Regions from separate parts of the Homo sapiens genome. Here region 2 is linked to region 1. A link is an interaction called in ENCODE POLR2A ChIA-PET data of the cell type or tissue named here. Cell type or tissue: MCF 10A. All regions are shown on one strand. Each heading gives the region's core, and the rest is flanking DNA. Links, peaks and the distances in the headings are about the cores only.

Region 1 (16,311 bases), core at 4,740-12,739:
ACATATGTATACATGTGCCATGCTGGTGTGCTGCACCCATTAACTCATCATTTAGCATTAGGTTTCATTCATTTTCTCAACTTTTCCTGAGGATCGTGGCCTCCAGTCATAGTGTAAGTGATATTGTATGCCTAACACCTGGGATACTCCCTGGGTTACTGTAGCCTTGAAAGCAGGGCCATTGTCACTCTGTAAGCCTCGGGGAAGTCTGAATCTGGGAATTATTTCATGAACTAGTGCCTTCATTACCTCTTGAGTCTTTTCTGTTCTACAAGGAAAAGCGTCCACCCAACCAGTGAAGGTGTCTACCCAGACTAGTAGATACTGAAATCCCTGAGATTTGGGCATGTGGGTAAAATCTAGTTGCCAGTCTTCTCTTGGGTAATGGCCTGCTATTTGTTCTCCTGAAGGAGCTTGGTGATAAGGCAGGGAACACTTCACAGACCCTGACTATCTGCTTGATAGTTTTGAAAAGGCCTGGTCCAGTAAATAATGATTTGGCCATCTGATGGGTGCTATCAATGCCTAAGTGAAAGGTCTCATGAAGCATTTTAAGTAATTTCCATTGGTTAGCTGCAGGCAAAAGTATTTTTCCTTCTTCGGTGGCTAGCCATCCTGAGGGGAGGAAACTATGTTTTCGTGAGTTTCCCCATTCTATTTCTTCTGCTGAGTACTGGGGCTTGGTTTCCTGGAGGGGATTACCCTATACTAGGGGTCCTTCTATAAGCATTTCTAATGGAGGATCCCACCTTGTGGCTCTTTTGGCTTCAATATCCGCTTGGCAGTTCCCTTCTGTTTCCCTTTCCTTTCCTTTCTGATGACCCCGGCAGTGTAAGACTGCCACCTCTTTAGGTTTCTGTACAGCCAATACTAATCTCCTAATGACTTCCTGATGTTTGATAGGTGTTCCCTTGGAAGTTAGGAATTCCCTTTGTCTCCATATTGCTGCATGGGCATGGAGGACTAGGTAAGCATACTTAGACTCTATGTATATATTTACCCCTTTTCCTTCTCTTAATTCTAATGTATAATGGCCACTGCTTTTGCTAGGATATCTCTCCCTAACAAAGGAGTGGGGCTTTCAGGCAAAATTAGAAAGGCATAAGAAAAAAGTAAAGTTCCCCAGTCACGACTTAGTGTCTGGGAGAAGTATTTAGTGACTGCCTGTTCTAGGACCCCTCAGATAGTGACAGATCTGGAGGACAGTTGTCTGGGACAGAAGAGTAAGACTGAGAAGGCTGCACCAGTGTCCAAGAGACAGTTAACCCCCTGGCCCTCAATGGTCAAGCATACCCAGGGCTCTGTGATGGTGATAGCATGGGCTGGTGCTTGCCCTGGGCACCCTCAGTCCTGCTGCTGGATCATCTGGTGAGTGGCTTCTGACTCAGAGGACCTTGGTCCCTTGGGGCAGTGGGTCTTCCAGTGATTCCCTTGACATAAGGGGCATGGACAAAGGGGTGGCTTATTTCTATTCAGACAATCTATTTAAAAGTGTCCTTGTAGACCGCACTGGAAGCAAGCCCTATTAGGCATTCAATTTGCCCAGACTTTCCCTTTTTCAGAGCCTCCAAAGTCTGCTTGCCTGAGGGCCCTGACTAAAGCCATGGCCTTTTTTTTTTGTCCCATTTGTCCCATTCCACCTGCTCCTCCTGATCTCTATTATAAAAAACCGAGTTTGCCAAGTTCATTAGGGTTTTTAAGTTTTGCTCCAGGCCTAAAGTGGACTTTTGAAGTTTTTTCTAATGTCTGCAACTGACTGAGTGATAAACTTATCTTTTAAGATTAGCTGGCCTTCAATAGAGTCAGGTGACAGAGGGTATGATTCCTCAATACCTTCCTGAGTCTCTCCAGAAAGGCGGTAGGATTTTCTTCCTTTCCCAGTGTTATAGTGGACATCACTGAATAATTTATAGTCTTCTTCCTAGTTTTCCTTAGTCCTTCTAGCAGACAAGTTAGCAAATGTCTGCAGCACCAATCTCCATGTTCTGATTCTGCGTCCCAATGAGGGTCTACACTGGGAACTGCCTGCTGGCCTGTAGGGAATTGTTCTCTTTCTTCTGTTGTCATCCTATTATTGACCTGACTGAGATACCAGAGATTGCCAAACTCTGGAGTTGCAGTTATGGTGGCAATTCTCTCATTTGGGGTTAGTGTCTGATCTAGCAGTAACATTATATATATATCTCTCCATGTCAGATCAAAGGGTTGTCTTAATCCTTGTGAAACATCAATATAGCCATCAGGGTTATCTGAGAATTTACCTAGGTCTATTTTAATTTGCTTCAAGTCTGAGAGGGAAAAAGGTACATACACTCTGACTGGGCCAAATTCTCCAGAATACATCTTAGGTGCATTTTTGCCGTGTGGGGAACATTTCCCACCTGAAAAAAGAACATAGGGATGCCAGCACCCCTAGTCATTTTCCAATGAGCATTTGTCTGAGAGCATCCTCTAAGGCCCTAATGCTTATTCCTTTCCAGGGTGCATAACCACCCGTGGACCTCTGCTTATCAGATTAGTTATGCTCACTGATGTAGCAGCCCTACACCTGTTTTCCTGCCTTTCTTGACCACAAAGAAAGAGGTCTGGGCTGCTGGATTCTAGTGGCCCTTTACCAGTGTGCCCAACATTGCCTTTATGCTCAGGGGTGAGTTCTAGAGCTGGGCTGGGTTCCTATTTCCTAACAACCCAGCTGCCCCATCAAGAGGCATTCCCATAAACAACAGTTCTTATGCAAATTTGTTTCAGAGCGGGTGTAGGTAACCTTTTGAGTCAAGATTGAGATAGAGTTTTTTGATTCTGTAAGTACTTTAAGGCTTGGCTGAGTTCAAACAGCTCACATGTTTGAGCAGACCAATTATTAGGCAATTTTCCTAACTCTGCTTCTACAAGAGTTTCCCTATCAATTACTGAATACCCACTGTGCGTGTGTGTTTTTTTTTCAATCACCCGGGAGGAACCATCTATCCTCTTGTCCTGAAGGGAGTTCCTCCTAGGTCTGGTCGGACCTTTGTATGGTAATTAAGATTTAAATCCCCCGTTAGGAAACCCGCTGGGTTAAGGAAATTTTCAGTGGTTAATGTTAAGTCATCTTTTTCTAACAGAATAGCCCTATACTTTAAGATTTTTGAGTTAGTAAGCTACCTTTCTGCTTTTTTTACTTAGGATAGTTCTGAACTGGTGAGGTGTGCTCACAGTGAGGTTTCCTCTAAAAGCATTTTTCTGCTTTCTTCTGTTAGCAAAGCAGTAGCGGCTACTGATTGAATGCATTTGGGCCATCCGCAGGTTACTGGGTTAAAGGATTTTTGATAGGAAGACTACAGGTTGTCAGTGGTCTCAGTGTTTTCGGGCTACACCCTTGTTTACACTGACAAGTTGGTATTGGAGTGTTATAGGGTCCTGGAGAAGACCTTCAATGATCAATTATAGGTTTTAAATTTACCCTGGCTTTTAAAGCAATAGGGTACACTGTTTTTTCTTTACTTGTATATCTCTTTCTCTCTCTCTTTGACTTTCTGTCTCTCTCTTTCTCTCTCTGACTCCCTCTTTGTCTCTGTCTCTCTCTCTCTCCTCTCTTTGACTCCCTCTTTGTCTCTCTGTCTCTTCCTCTCTCTCTCTTTCTCTTTTTATAGATGGGTTTTGGGAACACAGCAGAAGAACGTTCACTCATTACCCCCATTTGCCACTATAGGAATATGTGCCTCCCTTTTATTTACTCCATTTGCTTTCATCCTGATCTGTTGTCATAGACCCAGTTCCAGTTGTTAAAGTACTGGGTCATCAGTTCTAAGGCCCTGGACAAGGAGCCAAGGCCTGGAGATTGCCTGTTCTAAGACCCCTCAGATAGTGACATAGTGACTCAAAGCTAAGTTACTCATAGCTTTGGGTAACTTACAGTGGAGGGTAAGTCCATCCCCTTCTTAATCAATACAGAGGCTACCAAGTCCATATTACCTTCTTTTCAAGGGCATGTTTCCCTTGCCTCCATAACTGTTGTGGGTATTGACGGCCAGGCTTCTAAATCTCTTAAAACTCCCCAACTCTGGTGCCAACTTGGACAACATTCTTTAATGCACTCCTTTTTAGTTATCCCCACCTGCCCAGCTCCCTTATCAGGTGGAGATATTTTAACTAAATTATCTGCTGCCCTGACTATTGCTGGGCTATAGCCACAACTCATTGCTGCCTTTTGTCCCAGTTCAAAGCCTTCTTCACATCCTCTCCTTGTATATCCCCACCTTAATCCACAAGTATAGGATACCTCTACTCCCTCCTTGGCAATGGATGATGCACCCGTTACCATCCCATTAAAACCTAATCACCCTTACCCCACTCAATGCCAACATCCCATCCCACAGCATGCTTTAAATGGATTAAAGCACTTGCCTGTTACAGCATGGCCTTTTAAAGCCAATAAACTCTCCTTACAATTCCCTCATTTTACCTGTCCAAAAACCAGACAAGCCTTATAGGTTAGTTCAGTATCTGTGCCTTATCAACCAAATTGTCTTGCCTGTCCACTCCATGGTGTCAAAACCATATACTCTCCTATCCTCAATGCCTCCTTCCACAACCCCTCCATAACCCATTATTCTGTTCTGGATATCAAACATGCTTTCTTTATTGTTCCATTGCACCTTTTATCCCAGCCTCTCTTTGCTTTCACTTGCACTGACCCTGACACCCATCAGCCTCAGCAACTTACCTGGGCTGTACTGCCGCAAGGCTTCGCGGACAGCCCCCATTACTTCAGTCAAACCCAAATTTCTCCCTCATCTGTTACCTATCTCAGCATAATTCCTCATGAAAACACATGTGCTCTCCCTGTTGATTGTGTCTGGCTAATCTCCCAAACCCAACCCCTTCTACAAAACAACAACTCTTTTCCTTCCTAGGCATGGTTAGGTACTTCCGCCTTTGGATACCTAGTTTTACCATCCTGACTAAACCATTATGTAAACTCACAAAAGCAAACCTAGCTGACCCCATAGATCCTAAATCCTTTTGCCGCTCCTCTTTCTGTTCCTTAAAAACAGCCCCAGAAGCTGCCCCAATGCTGGCTTTCCCTAACTCATCCCAACCCTTTTCATTACACACAGGCAAGGTACAGGGCTGTGCGGTCAAAATTCTTACACAAGAGCCAGGACCATGCCCTGTAGGCTTTCTGTTCATACAACTTGACCTTACTGTTTTAGGCTGGCCCCCACCCCAGTGACTATATCTCTCTGATCCACCTGACATTCACTCCATTTCCCTGTAGTTCCTTCTTTCATGTTCCTCACCCTGATCACACTTGGTTTATTGATGGCAGTTCCACCAGGCCTAATCTCCACTCACCAGCAAAGGCAGGCTATGCTAGAGTATCTTCCACATCTATCATTGAGGCTACCACTCTGCCCCCCTCCATTACCTCTCAGCAAGCTGAACTCATTGCCTTAACTTGAGCCCTCACTCTTGCAAAGGAATTTTGTGTCAATATTTATAGTGACTCTAAATATGCCTTCCATATCCTGCACCACCTTGCTGTTATATGGGCTGAAAGAGGTTTCCTCACTATGCAAGGGTCCTCCATCATTAATGCCTCTTTAATAAAAACTCTTCTGAAGGCCACTTTACTTCCAAAGGAAGCTGGAGTCATACACTGCAAGGGCCACCAAAAGGCATCAGATCCTATCACTGAGGGCAACGCTTATGCTGATAAGGTAGCTAAAGAAGCAGCCAGCATTCCAACTTCCATCCTTCATGGCCAGTTTTTCTCCTTCTAATTGGTCACTCCTATTTACTCTCCTACTGAAGTTTCCACCTATCAATCTCTTCCCACACAAGGCAAATGGTTCTTGGACCAAGGAAAATACCTCCTTCCAGCCTCACAGGCCCATTCTATTCTGTCATCATTTCATAACCTCTTCCATGTAGGTTACACACTGTTAGCTCCTCTCTTAAAACCTCTCATTTCCTTTCCATCATGAATATCTATCCCCAGTCCTCCACTCTTGACTCCCTCTTGGAGTGGATAGATGATCTTTGCTGACAGGACACACTCCAACACTTTCACCCTGATGAAGTCCTATTCTTTACTTTTATACTCACTCTTATTCTCATTCCCATTCTTATGCCACCCTCTACCTCTCCTCAGCTATCTCCACCACACTATCAATCTCACTCACTCTCTCCTAGCCATTTCTAATCCTTCTTTAACAAACAATTGCTGGCTTTGCATTTCTCTTTCCTCCAAAATCACTGAGGCCTCAATTTACTCACTGCTGAAAAAGGAGGATTCTGTGTATTTTTAAATTAAGAATGTTGTTTTTACCTAAATCAATCTGGCCTGGCATATGACAACATAAAAAAACTCAAGGATATAAAAACTCACCAAAAAACCGCCCAAAACTCACCAACCAAACAAATAATTATGCTGAACACCCTTGGGCACTCTCTAATTGGATGTCCTGGGTCCTCCCAATTCTTAGTCCTTTAATACCTGTTTTTCTTCTTCTCTTATTCAGACCTTGTGTCTTTCGTTTAGTTTCTCAATTCATACAAAACCGCATCCAGGCCATCACCAATAATTCTATACAACAAATGCTTCTTCTGACAACTCCACAATATCACTCCTTACCCCAAAATCTTTCTTCAGTTTAATCTCTCCTACTCTAGGTTCCCACACCGCCCCTAATCCCACTTGAAGCAGCCCTGAGAAACATCACCTATTATCTCTCCATACCACCCCCCCAAATTTTTGCTGCCCCAACACTTCACCACTATTTTGTTTTGTTTTTCTTATTAATATATGAAGACAGAAATGTCAGGCCTCTGAGCACAAGCTAAGCCATCATATCCCCTGTGAACTGCGTGTATACATCCAGATGGCTTGAAGCAACTGAAGATCCACAAAAGAAGTGAAAATAGCCTTAACTGATGACATTCCACCATTGTGATTTGTTCCTGCCCTACCCTAACTGAAAATATATATTCTCCCCCACCCTTAAGAAGGTACTTTGTAATATTCTTCCCCACCCTTAAGAAGGTACTTTGTAATATTCTCCCCCTGCCCTTAAGAAGGTACTTTGTACACCTATCCCAAACCAGTAAGAACTAATGATAATCTCACCACCATTTACTGACTCATTTTTCGGACTCAGTCTGCCTGCACCCAGGTGAAATAAACAGCCTTGTTGCTCACACAAAGCCTGTTTCGTGGTCTCTTTACACGGACATGTGAGACACTAGCCATTTACAAACTTGGGGCTCTGGCAAGGGTAGTGGGGAATAGTTCCCACGTAACTGCCCATGTCTAGAGCTGTATGCCTAAATTGGGAGGGACACCAGGGGTAAGACTCCCTGGGTTCATAGTCTACATGCCTAAGGATGCAGTGTAGAGCTTCCTTAGATCCCTTTGGAGATATAACTTGCTCTAATACTTGGAGAGGAAATGAAAGTCTGAAGCATTAGTACCTAGGAGGCAGGGATCGGAGGAAGTAGATTCAGAGGTAAGGAGAATTTTGGGGCTACACTTTCAAGAAAGTCATGGTCAGGACCCAGGAGGTATGGGTCAGAAGGAGAGGTAGGGGCGCATGCATGGGCAACTGTTGAGTAGAGACTTCTGGCTGTGCCATGATCTCGACTGGCCAATGCCAGGAGTTCAGGATGACAGCTTTCTGCCTCTAGTCGGCCCTTGGCTTCCCCCAGGAAATTGTGAAAGCAGAAGCTGGTTCCAGGCAGACCAGTGCTCCCAACCCAGAAGGGTTGGGGGTTGTTAGAAAGCCTTTTCCCAGGAAGCCTCACACTTGAGTCTTAAGTCCAGCAGCCATGCTAATCATTTTTAACTGGCCAACAGGTGCCCAGTATTTTCCTCCAGTTCTAAGGAAGGATAGGACAGAATAGCAAGCAAAAGTGGTACAATATTACTCACTGCTTTGGAGAATCCCTGTATGGTTGCCACCAAATGTTACGGGTGGGTCTTTGTTCTGCACATGTATTTTTTACATGCATAGAATGTGTAATGATCAAGTCAGGGTATTTGGGGTACCTATCACCTTGAGTATTTATCATTTCTATGTATTGGTAACATTTCAAATCCTCTCTTCTAGCTACTTTGAAATGTACAATGCATTGTTGCCAACTATAGGCACCCTACTGTGCAAGAGAATACTGGGGCTTCTTTGTTCTATCTAACTATATGTTTGTACCAGTTAACAAATCTCTCTTTATCCTCCCTCCCACCCACACATTCTTCTTAGCCTTTGTTATCTATCATTCTTTTCTCTGTCTCCAGGAGATCAATTTTTTTAAACTCCCATATATGAGTGAGAACATGAGGTATCTGTCTTTCTGTGTCTAAGTTTTTTCATTTAAAGTAATGACCTCTAGCTCCATCCATGTTGCTGCAAATGACATAATTTCATTCTTTCTTATGTCCAAATCACATTTGACTTGTATATGTGTGTATGTGTGTGTGTGTGTACATATATATATATATACGCATACATGTATGTCACATTTTCTATATTCATTCATCTATCGATGACACAGATTGATTCTATATCTTTGCTATTGTGAATAGCACAGTCATAAACATGCAAGTGCAGGCATTCCTTTGGTATACAGACTTCCTTTGGACAAATATCCAGTAGTGGGATTGCCCGATCATATGGTAGTTCTACTTTTAGTTTTGTGAGAAATCCTGATACTGTTTTCCATTGTGGTTGTACTAATTTACATTCCCACTAACAGTGTATAAGATTTCCCTTTTCTCCACATCCTCACCAGCATCTGTTATTTTTTGTAATTTTATTAATAGCCATTCTCATGGGGGTAAGATGATATTTCATTGTGGCTTTGATTTGCATTTCCCTGATGCTTAGTGATGTTGAGCATTTTTTCATATACCTGCTGTCCATTTGTAGTCTTTTTATTTTTTAATTTAATTTAATTTAATTTTTTTTTGAGACAGAGTCTCTTTCTGTAACCCAGGCTGGAGTGCAGTGGCAGGATCATAGCTCACTGTAACCTCAAACTCCTGTGCTCAAGTGATCCTCCTGTCTCAGCCTCCTGAGTAGCTGGGACTACAGGTGCGCACCACCATGCCTGGCTAATTTTTTAAATTTTTGTGGGGACAGGGTCTCAGTATATTTCTCAGACTGGTCTCAAACTCCTGACCTCAAGTAATCCTCCTGCCTTGGCATCCCAAAATGCTGGGATTACAGATGTGAGCCACCATGCCCAGTCTGTATGTCTTCTTTTGAGAAATATGTATTCATGTCATTTGCCCACTTTTAAATGAGATTATTTGTTTTTTTATTATTGTTGAGTTGTTTGATATTCCTGTATATTCTGGCTATTAGTCCCTTGTCAGATGAATAGTTTGCAAATATTTTCTCCCATTCAGTAAGTTGTCTCTTCACTCTGTTGATTGTTTCCTTTGATGTGTAGAAGCTTTTTAGTTCAATATAGTCCCATTTGTCTATTTTTGTTATAGTTTCTGTGCTTTTGAGGTCTTAGCCATAAAATCTTTGCCTAGACTCATGTCTTAAAATATTTTCTCTATGTTTTTTCCTAGCAGTTTTATAGTTTCGGGTCTTATGTTTACAGTTTTAATCCATCTTCAGTGATTTTTGTGTATGGGGAGAGAAAAGGGTCCAGTTTCATTCTTCTGGATACAGATATCCAATTTTCCCAACATCATTTATTGAAGAGGGTATCTTTCCCCCAGTGTATGTTCTTGAAGCTTTTATTGAAAATCAGTTAGCTGTGAATGTGTGGATTTATTTCTGGACTGTCTATTCTGTTCCATTGGTCTATGTGTCTGTTTTTATACCAGTGCCTCAACCTCCCAAGTAGCTGGGATTACAAATGCCTGCCATTATGCCCGGCACATTTTTTTTTTTTTTTGTATTTTTAGTAAAGATGGGGTTTTGCCATGTTGGCCAGGCTTGTCTTGAACTCTTCACCTCAAGTGATCTGCCCACCTCAGCCTCCCAAAGTGCTGGGATTACAGGCGTGAGCCACCACACCCAGCCCTTTTTACTCTTTTTGACTTAATTTTATCTGATATAAGTATAGCTACTTCTGCTTGCTTTTGGTTTCCATTTGCATGGAATATCTTTTTCCATTCCTTTGAGTGTAGATGTTTCTTTCTTGTAGGCACTATTTTGTTGGATTTTGTTTCTTTATCCATTCAGCCAGTCTATATTTTTTAAGTGGAAAATTTAATTCATTCACATTCAAGGCTATTATTGATATGGAGGTTTTATTACTGTCATATTGTTAATTATTTTCTGGTTGTTTTGTATATTCTTTGTTCTTTTCTTCCCTCTTGTTGATAGTAATTGTGGTTTGGTGGTTTACTGTAGTGGTACCACTTAAGTCCTATCTCTTCCTCATTTATGTATTTGGTTTACCAGTGAGTTTTATACTTTTGTGTGTTTTTATTATGGTAAATGTCCTTTCACTTCCAAGTTCAGGACTCCCTTGGACATTTCTTGTAGGGCTGGTCTTGTGGTGTGTTCCCTCAGAATTTACTTGTCTGGGAAAAACTGTTTCTCCTTCATTTATGAATTTTGCTGGATGTAGTGTCCTTGGGTGGCAGGTTTTTTCTCCCAGCACTTTCAATATGTTATCCCATTCTCTCCTGGCCTGCAAGGTTTTGATATGGGTTTCTTTATAGGTGACTAGTTGCTTTTCTCTTACTGTTTTTAGTATTCTATACTTTGCTTTGACTTTAGACAGTTTGATTACAATATGCCATGGAGAAGATCTTTTTCCATTATATTTGTTAGGGAATCTTTGGGCCTCCTCCATCTGGATATCTAGATCTCTTGCTAGATTTGGGAAGTTTTCAACTAATATTTTGTTAAATAAGTTTTCTAACCCTTTGTTTTCTCTTCACTCTCAGGGACAGTGGTAATTTGAATATTTGTTCACTTTATGTTGTACCAAAGGTTACAAAAGCTCTGCTTATTCTTTCTAATTTTTTCTTTATTTTAATCTGCCTGGATTAGTTCAAAAGACTTGTCTTCAAGTTCTGAAATTCTTTTTTCTGTTTGATCTAGACTATTGAAGCTTTCAAATGTATTTTGTATTTAATTCAATGAATTATTCAGTTCCAGAATAAAAAAAAAACTATCTCTTCAGTAAAGTTCTCATTCATATCCTGAATTGTTTTTTTATTTCTGTGTATTGTTTTTCAGAATTATCTCACATCTCTCTGAGCTCTCTTAAACTCTGTATTTTGAATTATTTATCTGGGATTTCATAATTTCTTTTATGGGATCTGCTGTTGGAGATTTATTGTGTTCCTTTGGAAGTATCAGATTCCTTTACTTTTTCTTTTTTTTATGTAAAAACAAACAGTCCAAGAAAACATTTAGATTCCTTTACTTTTTCATGTTTCCTGTGCCTTTACATTGACATCTGTGCACCTAGTGTAACAGTTGCTTATTCCAATTTTTTGTATTTGCTTTCATAGAGGAGTATTTATTCAGGATGTATATGTGTTTTCGGCGGGTAGGGCACTTTGGCTTTGATTTTGGGTGAGTGCACTGGTATAATCTTTCTATGGTTTTTTTCAGTTGTAAATACAATCAGTGGTATCTGTGATTTCCTCAGTGACTTAGGGTGCAGTTATTAGTGGAGGCTGTGGTGAAGTTTTTGCTAGGGACTAGGATGCCAGGTGGGCTAGCCTTTGGGCCCCAGTTTTGGCAGCAGGGGGCTGAGCATGCTGTCATTGGTTCCCAAGGCAGCTTATGCTAGCATTAGTGTTAGTGGGTCCAGGGAGGCTGATTACTGGGCCTCCAGGTGGCTTGCTGTGATGCCAGTAGAGACAGTGGTGGGCTGGGCATGTTGACAGGTTTTTGGGCCCCTGGGCAGAGAGGCTAATGTGGGTGGTGGCAGTAGCAGTAGAGGAACAACTCACTGAAACCCAAGTAGTCTGTGCTGGTGTTGGTGGTGGCTGTGACAGGTTAAGTGGGCCAGTTCCATAGCCCATTGGTGGCATGTACAGGTAGGTACTGTCTTTGGTAGTATTGACAGATTGGGTTGGCCTGACTTCAGATCCTGGGAGGAGTGTTCAAGTGCCAATGATGGTAGACTGGGCCAGAAGATCTCCAGGCCCCTGAATGGCATGCTTGAGTACTGGGGGGACAGGATTGGGCTAGTAGACTTGTCCTCAAGTCCCTGAGTATTGCATTCAGGGGCCAGCTGTGATAGACAGGGCTGGGTGGTCTCCAGGCCACCAGCAGAATCCTCAGGTAGGGGCAGTGGTGGCTGCGAACATTTCTCTAGTTCTCAGAGGAATGTGGAGCCCTGAGGGCCTCTCACCCTTTCTCTAGTGTGTGGGAGCTTATCTCAGCTCCTAGCTGATCCTGGCTGAGCAGGCTGTCTTGCTTCCCTCTTTTTCTTTGCTTTTGGTGCTTCCTGTCACTTCTCTTTTGAATTACATTGTTCTCTCATAGATAATCTATTTGAAGTATGAATATCTACTTGTTATTTTGGCTCATCTCCAAAGAAGAGGTGTGTTCTAGCTGCATCTAGTCAGCTAAATTGAACGCTTGCTTGCTGTAATTTTGTATCATTTAACAAATCTCTCTATCCCTTCCTTCCCCCTACCCTTCCTAATCTCTAGTATCCTCTGTTCTACTTTTTATTTCTATGAGATCAACTTTTTTTTAGCTTCCATATATGAATGAGAACATGCAGGGTTTAACTTTCTGTTTCTGGCTTATTTCACTTAATGCAATGTTTGCCAGTTTCATCCATGTTGCTGCAAATGACAGGATTTCATTCTTTTATATAGGTGAATAGTAAACCATTGTGTATACACACTACATTTTCTTCATCCAATTATATCTTGTTGGACACCCAGGTTGATTTTATATCTTGGCTATTGTGAATAGTGCTGTAATAAACATCAGGGTGCAGATGTCTCTCTGATATAATTATATCCTTTCTATTGGATAAATTCCTATTAGTGAGATTGCTGGATCATATGTTCCCATATGATCTATTTGTAGTTTTTTTTTTTTGAGGAAACTCCATAGTGCTCTTCATAGTGGCTGTACTAGTTTATATTTCCACCAGCAGTGTATAGGAATTCCCTTTTCTCCACATCCTTGTCAGCATTTGTTATTTTTTGTCTTTTTGATAATAGCCATCCTAACTGGGGTGAGATGATACCTCACTGTGGTTTTGATTTGCATTTCCTGGATGATTAGTGATGTTTAGCATTTTAAAATTATACCTGTTGGCCATTTATATGTCCTCTCTTGAGAAGTGTCTGTTCAGGTCACTTGCCCATTTTTAAATCAGATTGTTTTTTGACTGTTAAGAAGTTTGAGTTCTTTATATATTCTGGATATAAATTTCCTGTTGGATAAGTAGTTTGAAAATATTTTCACCCATTCTGTAAGTTGTTTTTTCCCTCTGTTGATGGTTTCTGTTGTTGTGCAAAAGCTTTTTGGTTTGGTAATCCCATTTGCTTGTTTTTGCTTTTGTTGCCTGTGCTTATAAGGTATTATCCATAAAATCTTTTTCCAGACCAATGTCCTGAAGTGTTTCCCCTATGTTTTCTTCCAGTAGTTTAATTGTTGTGTGTCTTACATTTAGGTCTTAGATCCATTTTCAGTTAATTTTTGTATAGGGTGAGTGGTGGGAGCCTAGTTTCATTCTGCATGTTGGTATCCAGTTTTCCTAGCATCACGTTTATTTTTTTGAGACAGAATCTCACTCTGTTGCCCAGGCTGGAGAGCAGTGGTGCAGTCACAGCACACTGCAGCCTTGACTTCCCAGGCTCAAGCAAGGGAAGAGGTGAGAGGTCACCTCAGCCTCCCAAAGTGCTGGAATTATAGATGTGAGCCATTGGACCCAGCCCCCAGCATCATTTATTGAAGAGGTGTCCCAATGAGTGTTCTTGACATCTTTGTCAAAAATCAGTTGGCTGTAAATATGTGGATTAATTTCTGGGTTCTCTACTCTGTTCTATTGGTCTATGTGTCTGTTTTTATGCAATACCATGTGTTTTGGTTACTATAGCTCTGTAGTATATGTTGAGGTCTGGTATTGTGATATCTCTAGCATTGTTCTTTTTGCTCAGGGTTGCTTTGGCCATTTGGAGTCTTTTGTGGTTCCACACAAATTTTAGGATTTTTTTTTTCTATTTCTCTGAAAAATGTCATTGGTATTTTCATAGGGATTGGATTGAATCTGCAGATTGCATTGGTTAGGATTGTCATTTTAATTATATGAATTATTCCATTCCATGAGGATGGGATATTTTTCCATTTGTTTGTATCATCTTCATTTTCTTTATTTTAAATCAGTTTTTTGTAGTTTTCTTGAGGAGGTCTTTCACCTTCTTGGTTAAATTTATTCCTAGGTATTTTATATATTTTTTGCTATTGTAAATGGGATTGCCCTCTTGATTTCTTTTTCAGCTAGTTTGCTGTTTGTGTATAGAGCTGCTACTGATTTTTGTATATTAAGTTTGTATCCTGCAATTTTACTGAATTCATTTATCGGTTCTAAGAAAAAAAAAACCCTTTAGGTTTTTCTATATATAAGATTATGTCATCTGCAAACAGGAATAATTTGATTTCCTCCTTTCCAATTTCAATACCTTTTATTTCTTTTTCTTGCCTGACTGCTCTGACTAGCACTTCCAGCACTATGTTGACTACAAATGGTGAAGGTAGGTATCTTTGCCCAGTTATACTTCTTAGAGGAAAATCTTTAAGCTTTTCTCAGTTCAGTAAGATATTAGTTGTGGATTTATCATATAAGGCCTTTATTAGGTTGAGGTACTTTCCTTTTATACCTAATTTATTAAGGGTTTTTATAATAAAGAAATGTTGAATTTTATAAAAAGCTTTTTCTGCATCTATTGAGATTATCATAGTATTTTATCCTCCATTCTATTGATGTGATGGGTGACAATTATTGATATGCATATTTTGAATCATCTTTGCATTCCTGGTATAAATCCCACTCAATCATGGGGTATTATGTTTCTGATGTGCTGTTAGATTTGGTTTTCTAGTATTTGCTGAGGATTTTTGCATTTATGTTCACTAGAGGTATTGCCCTGTTGTGTCCTTGTCTGGTGTTGGTATCAGGATTATGCTGGCCTCATAGAATGAGTTAGGAAGAATTCCTTCTGATCTAATATTTTGGAATAGTTTGAGAATAATTGGTAATAATTCTTTAAAGGTTCAGTAGAATTAAGCAATGGAGCAATTGGTCCTGGACTTTTCTCTGTTGGAAGGATTTTTATTACTATTTGATTTTGTTGCTTGTTACTGATCTGTTTGTGTTTTCTGTTTCTTCTTGGTTCAATCTTGGTAAGTTGTATGTTTCCAGGAATTTATCCATTTCCTTCAGATTTTCCAGTTTGTCAGCATATGATTGTTCACAATATTCTGTAATGATCTTTTGTATTTCTATGGTATACATTGTAATGTCTTCTTTTTTGTTTCTGATTTCATTTATTTGGGTTCTCTCTCTTTTCTCTTAGTCTATTAAATGATTTGTTAGTTTTGTTTATCTTTTCAAAAAATCAACTTTTGCTTCATTGATCCTTTGTATTGTTATTGTTTTTCTAGTCTCAGTTTCATTTATTTTTGCCCTTATTATTTATTTCTTTCTATTAATTTTGGGTATGGTTTGTTCCTGCTTTTTTAGTTTTTTGAGGAACATTGTTAGGTTGTTTGAGACCTTTTTAGTTTTTTGATGTAGGCATTTATTGCTATATACTTGCTTCTTAATACTGCTTTTGCTGTATCCTACAGGTTTTGGTATGTGTATTTGTATTTTCATTTTTTCCAGGAATTTAAAAATTTTACTCTTAATTTATTTCTTCACCGATTGGTCATTCAGGAGCATGTTGTTTAATTTCCATTCATTTGTATAGTTTCCAAAGTTCCTGTTGGTGTTGATAACTAGTTTTATTCCACTGTGGTCTGAGAAGACACTTAATATAATTTTGATTCTTTAAAACTTGTTGAGACTGTTTTGTGGCCTAATATATGGTCCATCCTGGAGAATGTTCTGTGTTCTGATGAAAATAATGTGTATTCTGTAGCAATTGGGTGAAAGGTTCTGTAAATATCTCTTAGGTCCACTAGGTCTATGGTGCAGTTTAAATCTGATGTTTCTTTGTTGATTTTCTGTCTAGATGATCTGTCCAGGGACAAGAGTAGGGTGTTGCAGTCCCCAACTGTTATTATATTAGGACCTGTCTCTTCCCTTAGATCTAATAATATTTGCTTTATTTGTATGTGAGTGCTCCAGTGTTGGGTGCCCATATATTTACAACAGTTA
Region 2 (16,311 bases), core at 998-8,997, 61 kb after region 1:
CCAAATGTCCCTGTAGTGGCCGGCTGGGACCAACCAGGGAGTTAGATGGTGATTTCTCACATCTGTTTAAGCATGTTATAGCATATGGTATATCTTGTTCTGCTAAGTCTTCCTCTCATTCCTAGGAGGAAGATGGAACAGGTAATGCTAACTGAACTCAAAGAGGCTCAGTGGTTTCTCCAAGGTCACCGAGGACCTGGAAATGACATTCACAGTGACCATTCCCCTAGGACTGACCAGGAACAACTCCAGGAGAATGCAGATGGAAAATCTCCCGAGGCCCCTTTGCCACACCTCCCATCCTTGGGGTCTGGGTCATCCTGCCTGCCCAGAGGGGAGAGGCCTTACCTGGCACCATCTGGTGAACACCCCCCAGGAAGAAGTAGGTCAGGAGGGGGAAGAAGGAGGAGTAGAGGCCATTGACTGCAGGAAGGTTGGCCAGCAGAGCAAATGCCATGCCTGCAGAGGACAACGAGACTGAAGCTCAGCAGCATGACTAGCTTATGGGGATCACAGAGGGATGGAGTGGGGATGAGGAGAGGAATGGTGAGGGGAGTGGCAATCCAGGCCTGGCTGAAGGAGCCCCTTCACCTTGTGGGACCTGGATGGATCCCCCGCTGAGTCCACCGAGCAGGTCAGGAATGATGTAGTCTTTAATCTTGTACTTGGGGAGCCAGGAGAGCACAGGCAGCAGCCCAAACACCACAGCTTTGATCTTGGCTGAGGAACATCTGGAAGGGAACGGGGAAAATTTCCAGTCGGCTCTGCATGGCTTGGACATTCCGTGTTGGAGAGGGATTATCATATCCTGCTCATTTCATTCATTGGTTCATTCAAAATTCACTGAACTGTGTGCCAGGGATATTGAGAAGAAAAGGCAGGAACTTTTTCTTGAGAGCTCATCAACTTGTCCTGGGCATTAGCTGGAGGTCTTCTGACTGCCAGCTGCTTACCTGGGGAGTTTATAAGACTTGGCTTAAAGGTATGAGTGTTATGGTGGCTCAGCCTTCGGAGGTATCAGATCCATCCCTTGGCTCAGATGGCTTTTCTCTGGGAAAGTCTCCTCTGAGTCCTGTCTGTCTGATCCCAGGCCTGGGTAACTGCACCTTGGCTCCTGCCGCTGTGTGTGCATCCTGTGTGTGCATTCCTTGCTTTTTGTCTGTCTCTCCCACTAGGCAGCAAACCCCACCACGCATGGCAAGAAGTCTAGCTCTCCTGTTCATCTTTGTACACCTCGAGCCTTGCACAGGGGCACTTAGTAAATATTTGTTGAATAAATGAATGAGTGAATACACCCGAGTGGGGCCTGCCTGCTGCCATTTTTCTTAGAACTTCCTTGAAAAGGAAGGCTCTATTGTTCCTGCAGGGTGCACTCTGCTGACTCACTATCCTTTATGTGTGGTAACTCCAATACCGGAGTTCTTTCTCCTGTTAATTCACTGGGCAGCAGAGGAGGGAAGAATTCATTGGTCAACGCAGGGTGGGGAGAGTTGATCCCTTCCCTGTTTGTTGAACACCTCAAGGTCCTTTCATAGAAACTCAGGAGCGGTAGGAACAAGGGCTTACAAACTCAAGGGTGACAGCCGGTGGATTGATGACTGGAAGTGGGTGAGGGGCATTTGCTTTCCTTCTCCCAGTTGAGGGAACTCAAATACTTAGGGCCCATTTGGTGACTCACTGGCCTGCTCTGATGAGGCTTCCTTTCCTGCCCAGCACCAATTCCTGCTCTTTGCTCTTGCTCAACAATAGTTTCCCTGACACTCGGTCCCCTGGATGTCACCCAAGACTGAAACCAACAAAGACAATGCTTTGTACCTTGGAAAGTCTGGGCAGATTTTCTCTTCCAACTAACACTCCAAGAAAAAGCATCATCATCAATATCTTACCCCCTGTCCTTTCTGGGGCTCATGGGTGCCTCTGCCATCCCTGGGATGCTGGAAGGGGAGGTGGACGGGGGATAAATTGCTTAATGCAACTCTAAAGCCTTGCTTGAAGAGAGAACCAGCCCTGCAGGGGCTCCATCAGGTCTGTTTGTGGCAGAGAAAGCCGGACTTATGAATAGAGAGCTGGCTAGGGAAAGAAAAACAACTCATTTGAGGGCTAGTCCATGCCCAACCTTACTTGCAAGTCTGCTGTATGTTGGGCAAAGCAATCTGAAGCTTGAAAGAAGAACTGGAAACAGAGGCTGAGAGGGATTAGCTTTCTAGACATTCATTCATTCATTCATTCATGAAACAAATATTTATTGGTGCACCTTCTCTATGCCAGGCACTGTTCAAGGCTCTCATGCCAGTATCATAGGAATTGTTAGTTTGCTATATCCCTTTACAGCTTTCATTATCCTAATCTTTTAGGACAATAGCAGATCTTCTCATCCTCAGACTTTGTGCCCTAAAGTCTTGGGCACAAAGACTGGCAGAGACCACCTGTCTGAGGAGCACAGCTGTGAGGACAGACTGTAACTGGGCAGAAATGGAGCCTCCCAAGAGAAACAGGGCTGGGCTGGGGCTTTTAGTACAAACTCAAGTGGGTGATTCCCCCGGCCTGAACCAGTTCCACCTGCGTCTCCACTTCAGCCATTGCCAGTGACCTCAATCCAGGTAACTGAATCAGCCGTTTCCCCAAGGGAGTGAGGGAGAGTGAGTTGGCCTATAGCTGGGCCAGAGGAGGTCTGCCAGGAGTCTGGGAATGGGGAGGGTGACACCCGCAGCCCCAGCCTCCTGGGGTGTGGGTATGGATCACCTTGTGTAGCGCCTACTTAGGGACAAGGTTTCATACCCACCATCGCATTTCCAGGGAGATGAGAGTGGAAAGACCCTGGGCGCTGGTAGGACTACACCCTGGTAGGTCCCCTCAGGAAAGTTCAGAAATTTAGGGCCTCCTTTTGGCATTCTCTGGACCAAGTGGAGGAAGGAACATCCGGGAGGGAAAGGACAAAGAACCTGGGGTGATGGTAACTTCAGGTATTTTTTGTAAGGAGGGAACAGGGCATGGAGTAAGGGCTCTGATGCTCCCCACCCCTCCATAACGTAGATGCTCATCTACCATGCCTTAACAAACCCAGAGAGACCCGGGTGAATTGAGAATATGGGAGATGCCATGCAGGGGTTTGGGAATGCCATATAACCCTTCTGGATGGTTCTTGCTCCTGCTCCCCATCCTCCCTGGGGGTCTCAGTACAGATGAGGTTGTAGGATCTTAAATTCATCATTCAGAACCTCACTTCCCCAGGGCTTCCCTTAACCCCATCTTAGGGATACCAGTGCAGAAGCCGTGTCCTGGTGCAGAAAGGATTTTGGTAGGGAGCAGAGGAGGCAGAAGTCTGGGCTCTGGACCAGTTACCTGAAGGCATTGCGAAGTTTCTCTCCCACTGGGTATGTCCGGTCCTTCTTCTCAAACTCATCGTCGAAGAGGGTAAGGGAGTATGCGGCTCTGTCTACCACGTAGCGGGGCCTGGGCTGGCTCATATCTGGGGCATTTACAAGCTTTGGGAGAAGCAGAGGAGGGGAGGGTGAGGGAACATCCCTCCCTAGTGCCAGCCCAGGCCTTCTCTCTCTGGTCCTTGCAGTAGCAGAGTTTTATTCTGGCCTTCCCCGCCCCGATAAAGCAAGGTGCCTCCCTTCCCTCTGTCAAGTTTTTCCGTCAGACTCCCTGCTCGCAGTGGCCTTCCTTCCCAGGCACTGATGATGCATAGACTCACCCTGGCTGTTTTGCTTGGCGCTCAGCACGTGGCTGGCACTCCACACCTGTGGCGTCACCATCACCCCCACTGAGCACCAGGCAAAGGGGAATCACGAGGGCAGGAGGCCCCACTTGATTCAGCAGGTGGACCCTCCCCTCCCCTGACCCCTGGTGTCCCCACAAGCCATACTCCCTTCCCAGACCTCAGTTTCCCTGGCAGAAAGGCTCCTACCATTCAGCCAGTCAGCTTGGAAGAAACAGAAAACAGCTTGCCTAGAGGCAGGGGGATAGCTGAGATGACCTCAAGAGGACCCTTCTTGGATAAGACATCTAGAACTTCACCAACAGGTTTCCCAGGGGGACAATGGTGTGTGTGGGGAAACCAGGATGGTCCACCTGCCGGCTCTCTCTCCCACGGCTTCCTGTGCCTAATCTTTCCCCCACCCTTGTGTACTGCCGCTCCTCTCCTCCTCACTTTTTGCGCAACCTGGCTGACGTTCCAGGAGCTGAGATGGGCAGAGCTGAGTGCCAGGGCCCCTGAGGCCCGGAGGAGTTCCCTGTAGGAACCTTTCCCCCTCCCTCTTCCAATTACTGGGTCTCCCACCACCCCTCTACCTCCCAGAGCTGGGAGAAGTTGCTCAGAGGACCACAGAGAAAGAAGGACAGAGAAGAAAGAGATGGGGAAGGCTTAGAGTGAGGATTTGTATCTGGGAGGTGGGGAGTGTGGGGTGGCTGTGGCCAGTTTGGCAAAAGATTTGAGATGGGGTTGAAAATGAGTAACTACTTGGGGGCTAGAGATGCCCCCAACTTCCCAGAGGAGAGCCTGGGTGACAGGGGAGGTTGTCAGAGGGGAGCAGGTTGCTTAATGCCTTTTGTGGAAGGGTCCAGGAGCCTGGGTTAATCCTGCTTTTATTAATGAGGCAGAATGGTCAGCATTACTTTTCAAACCTCAGATTCTGTATCACTAAAGTGGGAGTAACAGACATATCTCACAGGGTTGTTGTGAAGATCAAATGAGTTAATGGATAAGAAGGGGTTGTGTAAAATGTAAAGTGTGATGCAAATGTGAGTTTCTATTATGAATAAGATTGTGCTCAAGTTGGTGAAGGCTGGGCTGGTGCATTCCATTCATTTGGTCTTGGGATCCCAAGGTCCACTTGAACTACAGGTGAGGGTGGGATGCCCGGCAAGACCCCACAGGTGATACCCAGCAGAAGCGAAGGTGGGAGAATGAACCTACCCCCAGCGCCTGTGCCCAGCCCCTCGCCTGGCCCTTAGTGTGTACTCAACACATACTTGTTGAGCGAATTGATAAATGGTGTTTTGGAGGAGACATGGGCAGAAATGAGTAAGGGCAATGGCATGTGAGACATTTCAGTGGGAGAAATGAGAGACCGGGTGGCTTAGGGAAAACAGCACAAGTTTGAGAGCCAGATGACCTGGGTTCAAAGATTCAGTTTCTTCATCTGTAAATGGGGATAATAACAGTCGCAGGCAGATGCTATGAGGATTCAGTGAGATCATGTGTATGAAGAGGCTGGCCTTTTATAGGCACCCAGTAAATGGTAGTGGCGATGATTACTATGATTAAGATGGGAGGGTGCTTTCTACCTCCTAGCAGAGACTATTCAGAGGCTGCCGGCCCTTCACCGCCCGTGAGGCGGGGTGGTCTCACTCTTCCTCTCCACCTGCTCCAGAGTCTGCATGGGTCTGGCTGTCCAGGTGGTTTGCCTGCGGGGGCTCAATGAGTGGGGAGCATGACCTCCCCACATAGGAACCCAGAGCTGCAGACCTTGCTTCAGAAAAAGACTCATGGTTTGGGGAGTCTAGCCCAGGCCACTAAACAGACCACTTGCAAAAAAAAAAATAGCCAAAAATTTCAAGGGGGGCTGAGTCAGAAAAGAAGAGCCCTTTGGAAGAGGAGGTGATGGGTGATCTTGCTTCCACACCAACCAGCAGGCAGCGATCCCTGAAGTATGTTCCTAGGCTGCTTTCAAAGGGTCTAAGTTCCGGTAGTGTGTTTGCGGGGAAGGGAGTTATTAGCATCTGATTCCGCTGAACCCTACTATCCCAGCCCCCGTCCCCAGGATTTCCCCACTTCCTCAGTGGTACCTTTCTTCCTGCCACCCAGCCCACCCCCATCCTTGTTCCTGTCCTCTCCCTACCCCTCAGCCTCCATATTCAGTTGTTCATCAAATCCTATTGCTATTTCCTTCCTTCCTTCCTCCCTCGCTTCCTTCCTTCCTTCCTTCATGTCCTTCTGTCCTGTCCATTGCCTCCATACCTCCACCCACCCTGTCCCATTGCCTCCCTCTTCAAGTCTTATCTCATGTTTGGACTATTGCAAAAATTGATCTGCTGGTCTCCAGCCATGCCCCTCCAACCCAGCCTAAACTCCCTGCTCCGAAACCTCTATCTCCCTCATTTCCAGGAGGATGAGGCCCAAACTCCTTATTTTGGCATTTTTGTTTTTTTATCCTCTGGCCTTGTATTGGTGGATTCAGGAAATCTGTTGGCTGGGTCCCTCCACACCATCTGGGCTGGTCTGTTCTGCACCCACCAAACAAGCCTGAGTCTCTGTTCCCACTTTCCTCCTTACCTGAGGTGCCCTGACTCATTTCTGCCTTTCTAGATCTGCCCATCCTTAAGACCTGTTGAAGTTCCTCCTCCAACCCTCTCCTTCCTCTCCCACTCTTTTCCCTTCTCCTTCTTGCCTATGAAGCCTTTCCTGACCACCTTGAAACCCTGAAGGATTTCTCTTTCTCCCAGGATCTCCATGTGCACCCCTCCAGCCTGTACACTAGTGTTGGCTTTGGCCATTTTTCTTTGGGAGGAAAGCGGCAGGGGTGGTGGAAGTCCTTCAGAGAGCAACAGGTAGGTGACTCAGGACCAGCTCTGCCCCTCTGGGCAGACTCACTGACAGATGGAGCACCAGATACTAGGGAGTCCCCTCTGACACAGGCTAACAGAGGAAAAGCCTCCCTTGCTTTACTGGAATACCAAATCTGTCTCTTTCCCATGCCATCTGCCCATCCCAGGAATAGGATGCTGAAGGGGAGAAGGCTCTGGGAGCTTTCACAATCCTGAGTTTGCATAAAGAGGAGAACCCAGCAGCCAGTCAGAGTCAGAAAGTTTTGTGTAGAAGAGAACTTGAGGACCACATTTGTCCAATTGTCTCATTTTGCAGATAAAGAAACTGCACTTGATTTAACTCCAGTGTTCCTATTCGAAGGGGCTTCAGACCTTCCAGGGACAAAGCTGATCTCAGGACAATGTTTTCCCCTGAGTGGCACTCAGAATGCCCCTTTCTGACCACCCTGGTGACCTTGCCACCCCAGCTGATGGGACAGGACCTCTGGGTTCTGTTACTCCTCTTGAGGGCTCTGGTTCCCTCCTGGCCTTGGTTTCCCAAGAATATGATGGCCAGAGTTGCAAATCTGCAGCCACAGGAACTGCCCCAGCTCCTGCTGAGAAGGCGCCCTCAACATACTTCCTAATTCCAAGAATAGGGGTTGAGGTGGGGTGGGACGTAGAAGACAAGGGTACTTCATCCCCAGCCAGCCCTTCAGGTGAGGGCAAGAGGTGGAGGGAAGGGGGATGGGAGTGGTGGAAAAGGGTGGGTGGCATGGTGGGGAGGAGGAGTCTCAGAGAACTAGCAGGGATGGGAGTCCCAGGGAATCCTCAGAGAGGGTGTCTCACGATGCCAGATGCTACATTAGGGGCAGGAAAGTGGAAGAGGGAGCAAGAAAGAGAGCCAGGTATAGGGAACATAACAATCTGATCCCCAGTTAAACAAACAAACAGCCATGATAAGTGATGTCAGCATCGCTGGAAAAAAAAGTCAAGTGCCCTATTGCCAGAGGCGTGTATCTACAAGCCCTGCCCCCACCACCCCTCCACTGCCTTCCATCCCCCTACCGGGCCAGGGATAAATAGCAGGTGCCATGTGATAATACTGAGAAACAAAAGGGTGACCCTGCCCCTCCTCCACTGTGCAGGGAAGGGGGGCAGGTCCTAAAGAGCTGGAGGGACTTAGAGGGGGTCTGTAGGGTTTAAGGGGAGTAGGGGGTGAGCCAGGAGAGCAGAGGGCAGGAGATGTGGGTGCATGGGCCACTCCCATGCACTGGCAGGAGAGTGGGTCAAATCTGGAGCAGAGGGGATGCAGGGGTCGTGCGAGCCGGAGTAGCTGGGAGAGGGGAAGCAAAGAGAAAATAGACCCTGCAGGGAGGGCACAGGCTGGAGCAGATTCCCTCTTGAGATTCTCCAGGATTTCTCCTCCAATGAGCTCATGCCAAAGCACGCCCCTGGTACCTTCTCCCAGTCACATTTCTAACCAGGTCTCTGTCAACACCATCCAAATATTGTAGGCAGAGATGGGCTTGGGCAGAGATGGGCTCAGGCAGAGACAGTGCCCGAGTGGATGCACTGAAAGGCTCGGAACGGCACCTGGCCATGGGAAGCATGCAATAAACTCCAACTATCATCATTACTGCTATGACTCCAGAGGAGCCTCTTTCTTGCTCTGCCATCTCTAGTGGGCACTCTGCCTTTTTTTGGCTTGCCTTTTTCCATCTGCCCCTATACCTGCTGCCCCATGCCTTAACCCCTCCAAATTTTCCCAGGACTTGATGAGAGGAACAGCAGAAAATCTTGTCAGAAGAGGGTAGAACATCTGCAGAGCAGGACTGTGAGGGGTCCATTTGTGGGTTTTGGTTGGATCTGGAGGTGATCCTGTCACTGTGGGCCAGGCTGACTTCCTCCCTCAGTCCTGTCGGGGGTGTGCATGTGAGGGAGGGGGTTTTTGACGCATGTGTGCCAGGTACGGGAACAGCCCCGGCTGGGCCAACCCACCCTGGCATCCTTATCACTGGTTCCTAGCCAGCCGGTTGCTGTGTTCTGGGAAGAGGAAAGGTCACCTTGAGGTTTCCCCTTTGCTCTAGCTGCTGGTTGCCTCCCTGCCTCATCCAGGGTGGGGGCCACAGGGTAAGAGCAGCCTCTGAGTGACCCAGGTGTGAATGTGAGCTGGGACAGACAAGCTGGCTGGGGTCTCAGTGGGAGACCACATCCATGGCAGGAGGAGGAAGGATGTAGAGGCCTCTGCACCCCTAAGGCTTTTTTGTTTGTTTGTTTTGTTTTTTTGTTTTTGTTTTTTGAGGTGGAGTCTCCCTCTGTCACCCAGGCTGGAGTGCAGTGGCACGATCTTGGCTCACCACAGGGTGCACTTCCTGGGTTCAAGCAATTCTCCTGCCTCAGCCTCCCTAGGAGCTGGGATTACTGGTGCGCGCCATGACACCCAGCTAATATTTTTTATATTTTTAGTAGAGACGGGGTTTCGCCATGTTGGCCAGCCTGGTCTCGAACTCCTGACCTCAAGTGATCTGCCCTCCTTGGCCTCCCAAAGTGCTGAGATTACAGGCTGAGCCACTGCGCCCAGCCCCCCAAGGCATTTTTAAACACTCCTTTTCCTTCTACTGTCCCTGTGTTTCCAGGGCAAATCTCTCCCTACTCCTCACCCCAGCCTAATTTCCTCCTCAGTGTAGGGGAGGATGAGATGTCCCTAAGGTGTCTTAGAGACTGCATCCCGTGTAGGAGAGAGATTCACTGATACCACCCCCCAAATCCCCACTCCTTATCTCCAGGCGAACTCTCCCTCCTCTGCACTTTCCCTGCTGGGAATGGGTGCTGGGCTGAGGAAATAGGCTCCAGAAAGAGGGACCAAGGCTAGACTTTGAGAATCACTTCCTAACAGCAAGACTGACAAGGTCATGGGCTCCCTGGAATGGGCACTTGAGGTTAAATTCCTAGAAGTCTTTAAGGAGACTGGGGTTGCTTTCACTTGGAAGCAGGGCCTGGGCAAGGAGACCAGTGAAGGGCCCAGCTGCTCTGGTCCCAGAAATCCAGGCGAAAGCCCAGAGAGGCATCCAGTGAAGATCAACTCCCCTTGAAGGGGTGGCTCTGCCCCTTCCATCTTCCAAGTAGTGACCCCACAGCCCCCAAAGCTTGGTCAGTGTTGAGCTGGTCCTCGATTCCCCCAGCAAGTTCACGGGGGTCAGTCTGGCTGTTTAGTACGGTTTAAGAGGCACTCTTGAATACTGGGTATATGCCAATCTCCGGAAGACTCTGGGCATTAAAAGATAAAGAGGAGTCCGTCTCTGCCCCAGGGTTTATACAAATGAGACTCAGAGAGCAGGTGGCTAGCTCTGGGAAGTGCCTGGGAAGGCCTTCCTGGCAGTGGAGGTGCTCTTGGCCATGCTGGTCTCCATGCTGCCCAAGCAGGGTCTTGCCAGGTTCTGGATGCCAGGGCCAGGATGAGGGAGGTGGGGGAGGACTGTGGGGTTCTGAGAAAGGGTCATCTGCATGAGTGAAGCCACTCAGGGGGAAAGCCCTCTCTCAGTCTGCCCACTTGGGGGGCTGCGTCACTCCAGGGTCTTCTGGTCCTCAGACCCGTGGGGCCAAGTGTAAGGGGGCAGTTGATGCTGGAATAATAGAAGCTTTGTTAGGTCTCAGCTGGGGACCCTCTGGGCTGGTTTTGAGGAATGGGGGCACTGCCTGAGAGTGGCTTGGAACCCCTTGGAGCTGCAGGATGAGGGGTTTGGAGGCTGAGAGCCTGGAGAGCTGGCTGCCCATCCACTGTCCTGGCCCAAGCCCTTCTGTGTTGAAGCATTCACCATTGAGTCGGGCGTCCCAGGTCCAGCTACCGCCCACCCGCCTGCCTGATGGAGCTGGTCCCTTGCTCACCCTCTCCCACTCCTCAGTTTCCTCCCCCTCCACCTCTTCCAACTTCTCAGGACTAATGGGGACACATGGGATTCTGTGTAGTCCATGCTAAGTTCCCCGAGCTGGTGGAGAAGTACATGAGTGAAGGAGGATGTCTGGGCGGTAGAAGGAGGGGGAGACAGCCATGCAGAGTAGGCTGGTGAGTCAAGCATTAAGAGCTTTTCCCTCCAAGACTTGAAAAGAAAGGGAGAGGAGCAGCCCACAGCTTCAAAGGCTGTCGCGGAGGAAGGTCTAACATTTTCCTTTCCCTCGGAGGCCTTTGCCTCGCTCTGTTTCGGGGTCTGGCGACCACCACACCCTCACCCTACTTGCTCCCTCAGTCAAGCCCAGCCTTGCAGCCCAGGTCCTTACATAGACGTGAAGACCCAAAGGGCTCCTCAGAGGGGAAGGGCTGGGAGGCTGCTCTCAGACTCCAGGGGCCAGAGTGTCCTTCCTACTTGTGCTCAGCTTGGCAGTTGGTTCCTGTCATCCCTCCTCTCGGTACCCCTGGTGACTGCCCTCTTGCAGGGATGACCCCAGCCCAGTGGGGTGGGCTGGGCTGGGTGGGGCTTACCAGTGGGTGAGCAAAGCCGGCTGGGCAGGGCTGCAGGTGTGTCTGGGGAGCGGGCAGCCGAAAGGTGTTCCTGAGGTGTGTGAAAGGGCTCTGCTCAAATAATCCAGGGAGGCGTTTATAAATAACTTTTCCTCAGGGCCACGGGGTGAGCCCCGGCTTCTGATTGGCTCAGAGGGGAAGTGGTTTTGAACACTACACCATAGCTAAGCCTGAGGAGATAGGAAAAGGAGATAAGGGGGAAAAGGTCCCAAATGAACAGCCCTTTTTTTGTTTTACCTGGGGAGCAGGGCTGTGTGATGGGAGCTTGGCACTTCCTAAATCCACCCCGAAGACAATAGGTCACATTCAGCGGGGCTCCTGCCCCACCGGCTCCCCCAAGGCGGCCCTGGAGGAGGGGGACGAGGCAGAGGAGGGGGACAAGGCAGGACAAGCTCCTCTGAGCTTGCTGTCCTGCTGCTTATGGGGCTGGGGGTCAGGCCAAAGAGCCTCTTGGACAATGGGAGCTATTGAGGCCACCTGAGGGGTGTGCTCTTGGGGATGCTTGCTTTGAAGATTGGAGATCTAGGGGGTGGGAAGACAGTAGTCCTCTGAACACCCCTGAGGAAGGGGAAGAACCATGTCTGGGAGGCCCTGGGAGCCTTTAGGCGGTTTTGGTTTGTGGTGGAGACCTGGTTCCCAGTTCTGTCCCCAATGTTAAGTTGCTTGTGAGCTCTGTGCCTTGGTCTATCCATCAGTGCAATGGGGGAAATTATTCCTGGCCCCTCAGGTAGTGTGCAAAGAGAACACAGGGGTTTAGAATCTGATAAAAGAGCTCAAGAAACTGGACTTAGAACAATTATATGAGAGGCGACCTGAAGGCTAGCAAATCTCCAGTCACAGCCCTCTGCCGCTTCTAGGAATTAATGTCTCCCTGGGTCATGGCACTGCTCCGGCTGCTGCCAGCAGAGCTGCCCATCCCAGGCCCATTGAGTGCTACGGAAGGACCTCAGAAAGCAATTGTGGACAGGGGCTGGGAGGGTGGGTAGGGGAGTTTCTTAATTTACTTCCTGGGAGGGAGAGTCACTACCCGACACCAGGTGCCCATTCTTTGAGACATCAAGTGCTGCACTGTCCTCGTCCTCAACTGTCCTCCCATCTCTCCAAAAGAAACCAGAGGCTCTGAAGTGGGCTGGAATCAGTGCAGGGGGCTTCAGTAAGGCACCTCTGGAAGTTGGGGCGAAAGTTCCCCATGGTGAAATGAGCTAGCTTCAGTACTTAATAGGGACTCAATAAATATTTGTTAAATGAATGAAAGAGTGAATTGTCTGCAAGCCCAACCCAAGGGATAGTTTGTAGATGCATTGCTTGTGGGGACTAGGGAAACACCCGAGGTCACTCAGAGTTGTCAGGGTGTAGCCAGACAACTGGCTGAAGAGAGCCAGAATTCAAGTGACCCAAGTGTGCCCTGACACCTGGCTGAGGGAAGGATGTGTGCATGGACACTGCCTCGGGGAGCCCTTCCCCAGACCCCTATGTGGACTTAGCTGACATGTTGCACATTCGTTCCTCTGGCTTCCTCTGCTTCACTCTCATAACACTGACCACAATTAATGGTAATTATGTATGGAATTGTCAGTCTTTCTGCAAACACCGTGAACTCCCTGAGGAGGGCAAGGGGGCAGTGCCTCTTTTGTATCCCTACCCACCTAGCCCAGTGCCCGGCACTTAGGAGGAGCTCAATATAGATTTGAGGAATGAATGAACAATTGTATGATAGAGTCTTTAAACAAAGCAAAGCCAGAGGGCGAGAATTTGTCCATGCATCTTCAGTATTGTCCAGTGTCATGGGTAGCCTGACCTGTTCTAAACTTTGCCCAGGAAATTCCTAGAAAGCAGATGAGTCATTATGTTCTTCCGATAGCCAGGTGACAGTGGCTATCAAGATCAAACAACTAAGTCCCCTTGCTGAGACACCATGTCCACCAGGGAATCTTCTGGTTGTATGTCCTTTAGGGCAGAGAATGCACTGCCCAGCTGGTTGGAGCGACTAGGGCTGCTTTTGCAGGCATGCTTCTCTTTTAAATGACCCATGGACATTCTGGGCTACCCATTGGTCCAGTGTGAGTTTTATTAATGTGAGTTAGTATCCCCTGAGTCTGACCTAGTTTCCACAGTAACACTTGGTTTTCCCACAGGTGATTTGGTTTAATTCTTATACCAAACATATAGGCATGTTACTGTCATTTTTTGATGAGAAAACTGAGTTGACTGAAGTGAAATCACTTATCCAAGATCACAAAGATCTGAATGGAAGAGGCAGGAATCTAACTTGGCTAAAATGGCTTCAAATCCTCTGCTTAGTCTACGATATCATCTTAACCTTTGAGCCTGCGAAGCTAAGGATGAGATCCTACAAAAGACCATACCTTTTAGATACCATTAGGCTCCCTTGCTGGTATAACTCCTAATGTAACCTGGATGAAGACGTCTGGGGCCTCCAGGATACATGCTGGAATTGGAAACTTGTTGTTTGTCCTCCTCAAAACTTTTCTACTGTCTCAGCAAAATTCTGGGCAGGTAGCCCTTGCATTATAGGGGCAGTAGGGATAGACGAACCCAGAGATTCCTCTGAAGTCACCAAGGAAGATGGACAGGGGCCTCAGAATCTGGGGCTGGTCATTGGTGGGAGGCCCAGGAAGGAGGAAACCAGATCAGAGGCTAGGGAAACAGAAGACAGAAGGGGGAGTGCCCCGATGGCTGAAAAGGCATCTTAGGGGTATCTTGGGTAGAATTAAAGTGTGGACAAATTTAGGGTTGGTGGAGGGAACACAAAGATATGGAGAGATAGGTGACAGAAATAGAAACACAGAGAAAAATGATGGAGACAAAGACTCAGAAACAGAGAAAGGAGCCAAGGACACATTAACAGCCATAGCAGCTCAGCCTAGAGTTTTGCTAAATCATTTGTGTTTCATGATGAAAGCGATGAACAGCAACCCTATGCCTCTCTCTGGAGCAGGAGAGAGAATCCTTCGGAAGCAACCTACTTCACCCCCAGCCCTAGGGTGGGATGCTGCATTCATTCATTCATTTATTCATTCACTGGAAACCCCTTATCAAGTGCCAGGATCCTGTCCTGGGGAAAATGAAATAAATCAGACACAATCTCTGTCATGAAAATATCTCACAATCTGGTGAGGAAGACAGGAAGGCGAAGAAACCATTGTAGCATGGAACATAGGGTGCTATGGGAGTACAGGGGAGAGGTGCCCAGATCAGCCCTCCAGCGGACAGAGAAGGAGCCGGGAAGTCTTCCAACAAGAGGAGGGCAGGAAGCTCAGTCACAGCTGTAGCCTGGACACCTGAGCTATAGACCCCAGGTGGGGAAGGACTCCCAGGAAGAAGTAGGATGGCGGCTGCCCCTGAAAGCACTGTTTCTAGAAGGGATTTCCAGCTTGTTCCCAAGTCCTCTTTGACTTCTGAACGCACCCAAGATTCTCTGCCTTAAAGCCCATCCCTGTGTTCCCCTGTGATCCAAAGCTTGCGACCACACACACACACAGTCACACTGAACAGTCACACGTAACACTGAGTTATGCAGATAAACCCAAAGTATTCCTAAGGTTCCCTCCTGACACATCTCACCTCTGAGCTGATCTTGCTAAGAAACAGCTATTTTTCAGATGAGCAAACTCAGGCTAGACCTGCAAAAAGGAGACAAATTCTGCCACCTCTGTCTATCCTTGAGCCTCTGGTCTTATCTGCACCTGCTGGCTTCTTGCACGTGTGCCCTGTGTGGGTGCCAAGGGTGTGGGCAGAAACATGTTTTGGGCAGAGCAGCCCAATGACTTAAGCAAATACCTTAAGGCTAAAGACAGCAAAGTCTTCACCACCCTGCCCTGCAGTGGCAGGATCTGGCCTGGCCCTGCGCGGCTGCCAGTTTCATGAGTGCTTGAGGACTGGTGGGACTGCAGAGGTACCCAAGGAGAAGCGAATCCTCACTTCTCTCCCCTGGGAAGCCCAGGGGCTCAAGTACCCCAGCTGTGAGTATCTTAGGCTGGTCAGGAGACATGGAAGGCAAGGTGAGTAGGGTGATGCCAGCCAGTGCTTGGTCTTTCAACACAGGGAACTCCTAGCATGTGCCCAGCACTGTGCTAGGCACTGGGCACGCCAGACCCAGTGAGAACCAGTCCTTGGGAGATCAAGACCCTGGCAGGAGCAGGCAGAGGAGGCTTCTAGAATACACACAATGACAGAGCTGGGGGACAATATGTTAGGAGGAAGCTTAGGGTGGACTCTGAGGTGGCGAGGGTCTGGACAGTTCTTGTCTGGAGACAGTCAGGTCAGCATTGACCATGATCCCTGCACATCTGAGGCCGGAGGAAAGGACGTGGCACAAACCATAGAACGGGAGACAAGGAAGGGGCCTTAGGGTCCATCTGGTTCACCTCCCTCATTTTACATATGAGGGGGCCAGGGACCTGCCCAAAGTCACCGAGAGAGAGATAATGGCAGAGCTGAGGAGATGGCTCAGGTCGGTGCCTGCTTCAGGACCCCATCCTATCCCTCCACCCTGGCCCTGGAGCACAAACCGAGCCCTCTCTCCACAAAGAGGGCAAGAAGTCATGTGGGGACCTCCTCCCACTCCCCATTCGGTCATTACCCAGACACACCCTGGGCTCCGAGGTGGGCATATGCCAGCTGCCGCTGCAGAGGGACTGTTCTGCCCATCTGAACTCGGCACTCCTTTAGGAGTGGTTTAGGGTTGGGGTTGGGGGTGTGGGGGAAGCAGGTCTGCAGTGTCAGGGCTTGGGAGCCCAGGAGGATACAACTCCTAGGTGGGCGGGTCCTGCAGCTTCTAGAAAGAGGAAATGATTCTGCTCAGAACCAGAAATTGGCCTGGGTGAGGGTGTTCAGGGCAGTTCACACTGCCCTGGGAATGCTGAGACTGGGGCTAGAGCTAAGGAGGAGGTGAGTTCCAGGTGGTTAATGTTGACTGATGGGCCTCCTGGCTGCAATCCTGACACCGGGACCTTAAGCCAAGCACATATTAACCTGGGTGTAGGGGCTGCTTCTAAGCAGGGGATGTAGACCCCCAATTCAGGGAGAACTGAGAGAGCTGGAGAAGCATGGAATTGAGAATCTTGGGCACCAGGCCTCACCCTATCTCTAGGATCTGGCTTAGGCAGCGAGGGTATTATGGCAGAGGTGGTTTTTCTGACTGCAGTAAAGTCATAGGAAAATGATACCTTCCCATCTCCCTCTTCCTATTCCACATTCTCCAGGAAAGAGTCTGAGACTGGAAGGTGCCTAATACCCAC

The links. ChIA-PET counts read pairs that join two places held together with the same protein. Peaks named below come from ENCODE experiments on the same cell type or tissue, not always from the same donor. Only the 100,000 strongest peaks of a DNase experiment are listed, where the experiment ranks them.
Region 2: POLR2A ChIA-PET joins it to region 1 with 7 read pairs; 2 of 35 experiments call an interaction of 5 or more read pairs at or near these places.

What each region holds. Positions count from the first base shown.
Region 1 is chr1:205,867,867-205,884,177 of GRCh38, forward strand. The region is part of intron 1 of PM20D1-AS1 (PM20D1 antisense RNA 1); the gene reads left to right. Among named protein-coding and RNA genes, the nearest start is that of PM20D1-AS1, 14 kb to the left of the region's middle. RefSeq lists an enhancer at 2,498-2,999. In MCF 10A, for the core only: no CTCF peak of the experiment used is centred there; no DNase peak of the experiment used is centred there.
Region 2 is chr1:205,932,354-205,948,664 of GRCh38, forward strand. SLC26A9 (solute carrier family 26 member 9) reads right to left here and starts at 11,103. Exons shown (of 21, transcript NM_052934.4): 1 at 11,012-11,103; 2 at 3,343-3,485; 3 at 592-731; 4 at 349-459. The coding sequence starts at 3,467. SLC26A9-AS1 (SLC26A9 and RAB7B antisense RNA 1) reads left to right here and starts at 2,560. Exons shown (of 4, transcript NR_110984.1): 1 at 2,560-2,600; 2 at 3,255-3,414. In MCF 10A, for the core only: no CTCF peak of the experiment used is centred there; DNase peaks (open chromatin) are centred at 1,578, 3,698, 4,158, 5,038 and 1 weaker place.